Linked DNA regions of Homo sapiens: region 1 is linked to region 2. A link is a loop called in an ENCODE intact Hi-C map of the cell type or tissue named here. Cell type or tissue: adrenal gland. All regions are shown on one strand. Links, peaks and the distances in the headings refer to the core of each region. The heading gives the core; the rest is flanking DNA.

The links. Peaks named below come from ENCODE experiments on the same cell type or tissue, not always from the same donor. Only the 100,000 strongest peaks of a DNase experiment are listed, where the experiment ranks them.
Region 1: it touches region 2 in a loop (3-fold over the local background); 17 of 110 quality-filtered maps call a loop at or near these places.

Annotation. Positions count from the first base shown.
Region 1 is chr22:32,833,343-32,838,720 of GRCh38, reverse strand. All of the region lies in intron 6 of SYN3 (synapsin III), which reads left to right. The region is part of intron 1 of TIMP3 (TIMP metallopeptidase inhibitor 3); the gene reads right to left. Among named protein-coding and RNA genes, the nearest start is that of TIMP3, 34 kb to the right of the region's middle. In adrenal gland, for the core only: a CTCF peak has its summit at 2,267; no DNase peak of the experiment used is centred there; H3K27ac peaks cover 4,159 bases.
Region 2 is chr22:32,998,621-33,003,998 of GRCh38, reverse strand. All of the region lies in intron 2 of SYN3 (synapsin III), which reads left to right. Among named protein-coding and RNA genes, the nearest start is that of SYN3, 57 kb to the left of the region's middle. In adrenal gland, for the core only: a CTCF peak has its summit at 3,124 (motif pointing right); a DNase peak (open chromatin) is centred at 3,128.

The DNA of each region.
Region 1 (5,378 bases), core at 251-5,250, 170 kb after region 2:
CAGGAGTCCTTGTTCCATAGAGTTACTCAGAAAAGGAAGGGACAAGTAAAAATGTGATCTGGAGAGGCCGAATACCGACATTGTTCCAAAATATTGAAGACTGACCTCCAAAAAGAGGCAAGTCACAGGACCCTATTACAGGAGACCCCCATGAACTTGTTGATGTGTCTGTGGAAGGACAGCACCCAAAAGCTACCAACACATGAAGATCCCAAGGCTCAGCACCCTCAAGGAAGTCAGTGGTGACACCAAAATTAGCCCCAGGGAGTCTCCACCCAAGGCACTCCTTGCTAGACCTGCTGACTCCTCTGCAGGCCCTCTGGCCTCCAGCTGCCCCTCTTCCTTGTGGTAGCACTCAGGAAATATGAAGAGCATGGCAGGCTGTTTATCCAGGCCCCATCTCCAGGTCCTGTGTCCCTCTCTGCCATAGTGTTTATTGTTTGTTTTATTTTGCCACCCCCCCTCCTTCTCCTCAAGTCCACTTGAAATTCATTGATTCACTCATCTGATATTTATTCAGAAGTATTTGAGGAACTATGCATCTCAGATCCTGTGCCATGTCTTGGGGATTCAGTAATAAGCAGGCAGACAAGGTTCCTACCTTTAAGAAGCTTATTTTACTCTTGTGAGACAAGAAGACAGGGAGTTATAGTCCAGGGAGCCACAGGAGCATGCAGCAGACACACCCAGCCAGCCTGGAGGCGCCGGAGGGAGACATCCTGCCTGAGCTGGGATCAGAGAATCACTAGAGACAGTTAAGAGAAAGAGAAAGGAGAGGACCTTCTGGTCATGGTTGGGCAGAGGCCCGGAGGCTGGAGAGTCCAGCCCATTGGAGAGACAGAAAACAGAGAGTCCAACAAAGTACAGGGGTGCCTTGCAGTGGGCGGTAACTCCCAGCTTGGTAGGTTGGGTCTTGCTCCAACATGGGACAGTGCCATTTCTTAGGTGGGCTTCTACTCCCTGAGGCTAGTGATAAAGACTTATCACTCTGTCACTGCCCATAGACTTTAGGATTGCATGTATCCAAATGGGTGTCCAAACAGTCCATTGACAGGAGGCCCCCGAAGCCCCAAGAAACCCCTAGAAACAAGCCTGGGTCTTTGCATCAGAACCACAAATGATCTCATTCCAGTGCACATCCCATTTCTAATCTTCAACGTTAGTATTTCATGCATCTCTGTCTCCCGCCGTACCCTGTCTCCCCTCAAGCCCTTTCACCTCTTGGAGTGGTTTCGCCCTGGGTGTTTTGGCTGGGCATCTGTGCTGTGCTCTGAGGAGACATCAAGTTTAAGGGGGCATGCTGACCTCTCAAAAGCTCAAGCCCACTCAGGGGTCAGAGGCGCCGACTTGCTTACTGCCATGCAAGTGCACTCGGTGAGGGGGGCTGAGACCACCCCCTATCCCCTGAGAGTGCTCCAGCCTCTCCACGGGGGCCCATGGGAAACTTTATCCCACACAAGTGGCCACCAGAATAGCAGCATGGTCTTCAACCACAGCCCCTTTGAAGCAGTGCCCAGAAAAATACCATGCCCTCAAACGGTTCTCAGAACTTCCAGCTTTCAGGTCGGGGCATTTTTGAAGCCCAAACAGCTGGCAACATCTCAGGAGCCATCTATAGCATTTTATTTTTCTCCTAATTGGGATTTTGTTTGCTAGGAGAGCTGAGGGACTCTGGGATAGGCCTAGGAGCAAGTCCACCATTAGCCAAAGAACCACCCTCCTTTGCACGCCAGACCCGCAGATGCAGCCTTTGCAGACAGCAAATCTGTTCCCAGAATGCACCAGGAGTGGGCAGGAGACTTTCTTGTGGTTTGAACAAGAGCCAATGGCTGCTCTGTCTATGGATTTTATACAGCACAGATGCCAAGGAGACCCTGGTACATCTATAACTTACCCTTCATGTGGCTTTTAAAATAGTGTAGGCTTTCCTCACCTTTAAGTTCCACAAGCTTCATTCTGTAAGGTTGTGGACACCCAGGGCCATAGTTTGGAAGGCCCACCTGCTGCAGCGGGTGTCCCCTACTCACTCAGCACCTCCCTTCCAGCTCACAACCACATCACTCACATAGTGGGCACTCAGGTAGGAACAGGTACGAGAAAAACGAGCCCATACATAGGTCTTCAAGCCCTAAGACCATTATCAGGAATCAATAGCACTGAAGGTGCGGAGGAATGATTAAAGAGAAGATCCAAATCCTTTTAAGGAAACCTTCATTTTAAATAAAATAAATAAGTAAAGAATGCTAACTGCTGCCCTCTTTGGTCAAAGTGGGTAATGGCAGAACTATAAAGCCAACCTCTGGTATTTCTGAACCACCTGCCCTGGCCTTGAAGTGTGACAGGGAGATGGAGTCATTGATAAAGAAGGAGAAGACCAACTACTCTATGAACATCGTGTCTGTGCAATCATGGTGCCTAAACCTCTTATTCATTCAGTAAATATTCACTGAGCACTTACTATGTGCCAGGCATTGTGTCAGGTGGCAGAAACAGAAAAGTGAACAAGACAGACACACTTTACAAACAGTACATCTTACTCTTAAAACCATTCCCCAAAATGTGTAGCTTTATTTCCACTGAGTATAGGAAGAAAACAAGTCTCAGGATAGTTAAGAAACTTGTCAGAAGTCACACAGCTAGGAATCCAAATATGCCCAGCAGCAAAGCTCATCTTCTTTCTACTACTAAATATTTAACAAATCTGAAACACCCCACCAAGTCAAATGCATTGGAAATGCGGAGATAGGGAAAATTCCCAAGACTGAATTATGAGAGAAGGGCTTGTATAAGTTACAGATGGTGAGAACTTTGAGGTGGAGTTAACTCTCCATAACTCTTGTAATGTCTAAGAATCTCATCCAATGGTGAAGTCTGGATTCAAATCTCCACTTACAAGCTGGGTGGGCCCCAGGGCTCTCAATGCCAGATTGAGGGTACCTTGGCTTGCAGACAAAGGGCAGGAAGAGAGAAGTCCAGTAACTGACCTGAAGCCCCCTGGTTTGAAGACAGGGAGCTCAGCCCTTTGGACCAAAGAGTATGGCAAGGGGCGAACAAGTATACTTTTTTAGACATCTGATCGGCAGCCCTGGTCTAAATCTCTCAGTTGCAAAGCCTTGGGGCCTTTGCACATACCATTCTATCTGCATGAGACCCTCTTCTGCTCCCCATTACCCATCAACTGCCACTCATACTTCACATTTAAAATCAAAAAACACTTCCTCACATAAAGCCATCCCCAACCACCTCCTGCAAGCATAAGACTAGAACAGAACCCCTGTTTTGTATTCTCAGGGGCCCTAGTGTGTATGTAACTATATGTTCGTAGATTCATTTGAATCATGTCTCATCCTCTTTCTTCCCTGCCCCCATACACTCACTAAATTCTGCCGGAATTACATCTTGCTTTGCTCACAATTGTATCTAACCGCAACATCTCACAGTGTCTGGAACATAGTAGGTGCTCAGTGGGTGAAATAAGACATCTTTTCCATCTTGGCCCTTATTGATTGCTTCCTAAGAAGAGTGTATCACCCTACCTTTCTCTACTGTGCACTCTGTCACCCAGTATGTGCAATTAGCTGCAACATTCCAATGCCAATTCCGCTGCATGAACTGACTCAGAAGAATGTATAGGGTTTTGATCATGGAAAGAAAAGAAGGATGGTCCAGGCAATGGAAACAGCACAAACAAGGGTACAGCAATCAGACCAAGACTGACAGGTCGGAGGTCACATGGCTGAGGACTGCAAAGACCCTGGCTGAAGAGAAGGGGAGGCCACTAGTTCATTCTGACTGAAGGGAATGTCCAGTTCCCTGGGTGACAGATATAAGCTTGAATGGAGGATTCTTTAGGACTGTTCCACAAACTAGGTCTGTTGTGGATCCAGTCATTTCTGGGTCTCATGCAGACCCCTCTCCAGGTGCCAGGATGGTACCCTGTACCAGATAGGAATCATATTTTCTGGGTTTATGGGCCACCCGGAGTGCACCTCTCCCTGCAAAGCACAGGGCCAGCTGTCCTCTTTGAAGGAGGGCTGTAATGATAAACTGCACATGCCTGCTTCTGGACACTAGAGTCCTCTAGAGCAATTGCCACACCACAGAGTATCTGCAAAACATACACAGCACCAGCCACCTCCCCCTGCCACCTCCACTGCACATCTGAAAGCTGGCAGGGTTTTGCCTAAGTGACCAGTGGCTGCATGTGACACTTCTTACTCTGCCTGCCCATGGGAGGCTCCTATCAAAAGGTGGGCTTGGCCGGGTGCAGTGGCTCATGCCTGTAATCCCAGCACTTTGGGAGGCCAAGGCAGGCTGATCACCTGAGGTCAGGAGTTTGAGACCAGCCTGGCCAACACGGTGGAACCCCGTTTCTACTAAAAATACAAAAAAAAAAATAAATTAGCCAGATGTGGTGGAGGGCACCTGTAATCCCAACTACTTGGGAGGCTGAGGCAGGAGAATGGCTTGAACCTTGGAGGCGGAGGCTGCAGTGAGCCGAGATCGTGCCACTGCACTCCAGCCTGGGCAAGAAGAATGAGACTCCATCTCAAAAAAAAAAAAGCTGGGCTCAGGTAGTCCCTGAAGCACACCTCCAACCCCTGTTCCTAGATGTTCCTGGCTGGAATAACAGAACAAATTGGAATACATTTTCCATTATATGCCAGTGCTCTCGGAGGATAAGCAATGAGAGTACCAGGGATGAACACATTTGGTCAAACACTGACACAGAAAGCAGGAGGATGGTCATGTGGGTAGTTCCCCACTTTCCCTAATTATAAAAATCCTATTGTCAATGATTACAATACTAATTCTAATACTATTATTAGTTACAATAGGTGCCATCAGCTATCAGGCACTTTCCATGCATGATCAGTGCTAAATGCTTTCCGTGGATTTTCCCATTTGAGCCTCACTAGGGCCCTATAAAGTAAGTGTTGTCATTAGCCCATCTTTTAGAAATCGAGGCCTGTAAAGAAGAAGTGACTCTCCCCAGATCATCTAATGCGGAAGTGGTGGACATAGCATGCCAGTCCAGGCAGCCTGAATTGGGAGCCCCTACTTCTCATCTCTGGGTCCTACCTGCCTTCCAGAAGGACATGTTAAACTACGGCACAGTGGCATGGGCACATTTCACAGGCCACAGACTTTAGGTTGGGTGGGACCTTCAGGGTCACTCAGTGTAAGCTCCTTTGAATTTCTTCTACAGTCCCATCCCAAGGTTAAACTGCCCAGTGTGCAACCATCTCTGACCTAGGTCAGCCTGTTCCATGTCAAGCCATTTTTTTTGACTATAAAAAAATTCTCCTTTGGACTGCTTCCCTGTGGCTTTCTCCCACCTAGGTGACATCTTGGGCTTACAAAAAAACAAGATATTT
Region 2 (5,378 bases), core at 296-5,295:
TGCACCCTCTGAAGCAACAGCCTCAGCTGTACCTTGGTCTCTTTTAGCCACAGCTGAAGTGGCTGCGACACAGGCACCAAGTCCTGATACTGCACACAGGAGGGAGGGCCCTGGACCCAGCCTATGAAACCATTCTTCCCTCCTAGGCCTCCTGGCATGTGATTGGAGGGGCTGCCCCCAAGGTCTCTGACATGCCCTAGAGACATTTTCCCCATTGTCTTGGTAATAAACATTCGGCTCCTTGTTACTTATGCAAATTTCTGCAGTGGGCTTGAATTTCTCCCCAGCAAATGGATTTTTCTTTTCTATCACATTGTCAGGCTGCAAATTTTTCAAACTTTTATGCTCTGCTTCCTCTTGAATGCTTTGCTGCTTAGAAATTTCTTCTGCCAGATACCCTAAATCATCTCTCTCAAGTTCAAAGTTCCACAGATCTCTAGGGCCGGGGCAAAATGCTGCCAGTCTCTTTGCATAGCAAGAGTGACCTTTACTCCAGTTCCCAAAAAGTTTTTCATCTCCATCTGAGACCACCTCAACCTGGACTTCATTATCCATATCACCATCAGAATTTTGGTCAAAACCATTCAACAAGTCTCTGGGAAGTTTCAAACTTTCCCACGTCTTCTTGTCTTCTGAGCCCTCCAAGCCTCTAGGAAGTTCCAAACTTTCCCATATTTTCCTGTCTTCTTCTGAGCCCTCCAAACTGTTCCAACTTCTGCCTGTCATCCAGTTCCAAAGTCACTTACACATTTTTGGGTATCTTTACAGAAGCATCCCACTCTCTGGGGTACCAATTTACTATATTAGTCCATTCTCACACTGCTATAAAGAACTACCTGAGACTGGGTAATTTATAAAGGAAAACGGGTTTAATTGACTCACAGTTCCACATGGCTGGGGAGGCCTCAGGAAACTTACAATCATGGCAGAAGCCACCTCTTCACAGGGTGGCAGGAGAGAGAATGAATGAGTGCCAAGTGAAGGGGGAAGCACATTATAAAACCATCAGCTCTTGTGAGAACTCGCTACCACAAGAGCAGCAGCATGGGGGTAACTGCCCCCATGGTTCAATTACTTCCCACTGAATCCCTCCCACAACACATAGAGATTATGGGAACTACAGTTTAAGATAAGATTTGGGTGAGTACACAGTCAAACCGTATCAGTAGGCACCAAGTAACTATGTATTAACTGAATAAATGAATGCATCCCATTCATTAAATGTGCCAGATGCTCTGTTAGTCCAATGTGCATGTATATACACTCATTCACTCCTTGAGACATTAACTTAGTTTGGGAATGATTAAATCTATGCTTTGCTATTTATAGTTTTTTTTGTTTTGTTTTGTTTTTTTGAGATGGAGTCTTGCTCTCTTGCCCAGGCTGTAGTGCAGTGGCACGATCTCAGCTTACTGCAACCTCCACCTCCCAGGTTCAAGTGATTCTTTTGCCTCAGCCTCCCAAGTAGCTGGGACTACAGGCAGGCGCCACCACGCCCGGGTAATTTTTTTGTATTTTTACTGTAGACAGGGTTTCACCATGTTAGCCAGGAGGGTCTCGATCTCCTGACCTCATGATCTGCCCACCTCGGCCTCCCAAAATGCTGAGATTACAGGTGTGAGCCACCGCACCTGGTGCTATTTATAGTTTTTAATGCATACTCTATGTAAAGTCAACATTAAAGTATGTTCAGCAGATTCAGACCATCAGTCTGACTTTACTGCTTCCTGCTCAGAAATTGCCTCTTCTTAACCAGATTGGTCATGTGAATCACCTGTCTTCCGATCCAGTGTGAATCATCTTAGGTGTTGCTGCTTGCTTAAGGGTATTTATCATGAAACTTTGTTTGTCTCTGCTTATGTGTTTATGTAAAGCATCACTATTAGGCTCTGAGCTTAGTGGTTGATGTCTGCCGGGGTGTTTCTTTTAGGCCCTCTGCCCTGAACAATGCCCATCTGCCTGGTAGTCAAAATGCCTGCATGGCCCTTGAAGTTTTCTCTCTCTCTTCATCCCAACATTTGACCTTGATTTTGAGTGTTCTCTGCTAGCTGTGTTATCCCTGGCTCAGCTGTTTGTCAGGGAAGTTACGTCTTTGCATGGAGGTTGAACTTAATAAATGGCAGTATGGTGCAATGTTAAGAATACAGACATCAGAGCTAGGCTATCTGGGTTGAAATTCCATCTCTACCCTGAAGTGACTAATGACCTTTGTAAATTACTGCACCTAAATGGGAATAATGATAGTACCTATGTCATAGAGTTAATGTATGTAAGTAGGGTTAAGATCTGAGTTAGTATAACAGTGCATGGGATGTGCCTGGTAGACAGTAAGTACTGCATAAGTGTATATTATTATTGCTGACTATTGTGATCCTTCCTGTGTAACATTAATCATCTTAACAGTAGCCCCTTGTAGGCATGCCTGTTTAATTTCTTCATGCCAAATATACAGGGCAGTCTGGATTAGGATTTATCCCATTGTGCTATTTATTTAACCCATTGGTCCGTTGGTCACTCTTCCCTGTAGGTCCTGGGTGATAAAGTTGGGTCTTATTAATATCTGTCCCTCCAGTGTCCATGTGGTATACAGTAGGGTAGGGGAACAGTGAATGAGGTTGAAATGCAATGAGTGGCCTCAGACATAACATTTAAATTTTGAATTTGATGTTCAGTCTCTCTATTCCACAGGAAGGACCAGTGTGTGAATTTTAGGCTGTGTGCAAGGGTAGGGACACAGCTTTGGCCAGAGGAGTTTTTCCCAATATATTTCAATCATTCGTCCTATGGCCACACTTTAATTGGGACTCAACAGTCTTTGTTTATGGTGTTCTTGCCCCTCAGTGGGTGAAAAAGGGGAGAAGTAAGAAACTAAGACTCATTAACTCATCTGGCAGTTGGCCCTGCAATTATTAGATGTTTGTGACAGAGACTTCCTACCACCAACATACAGCTTCTCCCACAGAACTCCATCCTAGATTCTTCACGAACTTCCTAACCTCTCTGAATCGCAACACTTTCCCGGCTTTCTCCAAATTGATGCTGACTGCCTTAGAGTCTCGGTCCTGTCCTGAAGAATCCCGGAAAAATGCCTGTCCCCTGCCACCAGGAGCGGCCAGCAGGTGGCAGGGCAGCCCCACAATGCCTGGGTGGTTCTGCAGAGTCTGGTGCCTCTGGGCCAGCCCCCTCCCCAGCCCCTCCTGCACTGTGTGAGCTGTCTCCCAGGGGAGGAAGTGGTTAAAGGGAAGAAGCCAGCTCACAGGGCCCCCTTCTTTCCCCTTTCAGATGATAATGAAGGGGAGAGGAGCTGCAGTCTGGACAGACAGTGAACCCACCCCAACCCCAACGGGGACGATGATGCTGCCCCCTTTTCTACCCTTCTCAGCCCTTCTCAGGAAGACAGACGTTTCTCTGTCTTCCCATTCCTGGTCCAGGGCCTTCCAGTAGAATCAGGTTTTGTTGTGGACAGGTGGGGTAATTGCAGGATACCACTCTTCCCTGCCTGATGTGTCCAGCTTGTAGACTCTGAGTCAGCCTGGGTCCCTTGAGGACGATCCAAAACCTGGCCAGTGACCTGGAGAGAGACCTTTCATCTTCAGGAGAAATAGAGGGTCTCAAAGCCGTCTTTGCTGGGAGAACTCATGGCCAGGCATTTAAAGATACTCTCTCCTGTTGGGGGTGCCTGAGGAGACCAGCCTGGCTAGGCAAGGATGTAAGGCCTGGCTCCGGATAGGTCTGAACTAAAGGTGATGCTCTCCTCTGGGATGGTGGGGGACAATCAGCAGTTTGTTTGTTTTTAAATGAGGTGGGGTTTCACTGTGTTGCCTAGGCTTGTCTTGAACTCCTGGGCTGAAGCGATCCTCCCACTTCGGCTTCCCAAAGTGCTGAGATTACAGGTGTGAGCCACCGTGCCCAGCCTCATCTGTAGATTTGAGAACCACAAGGGAAAGGAGAATTATAATTAATTGATATCAAACTCAGTTCTCTTCAGCCCCACTGCCACTCCACTGCTTATCTTGCCTAGAATTTTCCAGCAGCTTCACTGGTCTGAAACCTCCCATCTTGAGTTCACCTTCTGGTTACCTTCCATGGGACTACCCAAGGGTCATCTTTCTGAAACACAAATCTGACCAGTTTCACTTTGCTCCTGCCTGCCCCCTCCCCATGCATCTCGTTTTATTAATATAATCCTGTGGTGGGGGAATCGTTGCCCTCAAAGTCATAAGCATGCCTGCCCTGCCCTCCCTCTAGTTCTGCCTCCAGCTCTGCTTCCTGTGCTTTTATTGTTTGTTTTTGTTTTGTTTTGTTTTTGTTTTTTAGAGACAGAGTCTCATTGTGTTGCCTAGGCTGGAGTGGAATGGCGCAATCTCAGCTCACTGCAACCTCCACCTCCGAGGTTTAAGTGATTTTCATGCCCCAGCCTCCTGGGGGTCTGGGATTGCAGGCACAGGCCACCACGCCCAGCTAATTTTTGTATTTTTAGTAGAGACGGTTTCATCTTGTTGGCCAGGTTGATCTCGAACTCCTGACCTCAAGTGATCTGCCTGCCTCGGCCTCCCGGAGTGCTGGGATTATAGGCGTGAGCCACCGTGACTGGCCCTGTCCTGTTTATTCTGCAGGAAGAGTAAGCCACTTGTAGTTCTCAAACACACCTTTCCGCCTTAGTACATTCTGTTCCCTGTTACCTGGAATACCCTTCCCTATCTTGTACACCTGGCAAGTTTCCATTCATGTTTGAAATCCTGCTCAGGTGTCCCCTCTTCTGAGAATTCTTCCCTGACACACCCCACCCTGCAGTGTTAATATCGACCTCCCTTGTGTAACTTAAAACACACTTCATCATGCTGGCGCATCATGCAGGCGCACATACCACACTGTATCTGTATTATAATCGTCTCTTCTGCAAGAACAAGGCCTGTCTCTTACTCTTCCTAATGTCCCTGGAGCTCAACACACAGTAACTGTTCAGTTAGCATATGTCATTGCCCTACCTTAGTCCAAGCAGGATAACTTGTACTGGGCATAGTGGAGTCTGAAGCTCACCTCACCTTAGGGTTCAGGAACACAGAACACACGGTGGAGGAGTTTCTATTTTTATTCACTTCTGTATAAAATCTTGGCTCTTTACTTACCAGGATGCCAGAGTCACTGTAAGGCTGCTATTTGAAATTGTTTTTAAAAAGGAGGATGGAGGGACTTTTGTTTTTTTTTTTTTTTTTTTTTTTACTATTTCTATAGAATGTACCAGAATCCCAGGTTTGATTTTCAAAATCAAAACCTTTAACATGACCCAAAAAATAAAAAAGACAGGTGGAGTTGGTGTACCTCCCTGCCCTCAGTTTATCCTACAAGGTCTCTGGAGCCTGGATAGAATGGGGAGG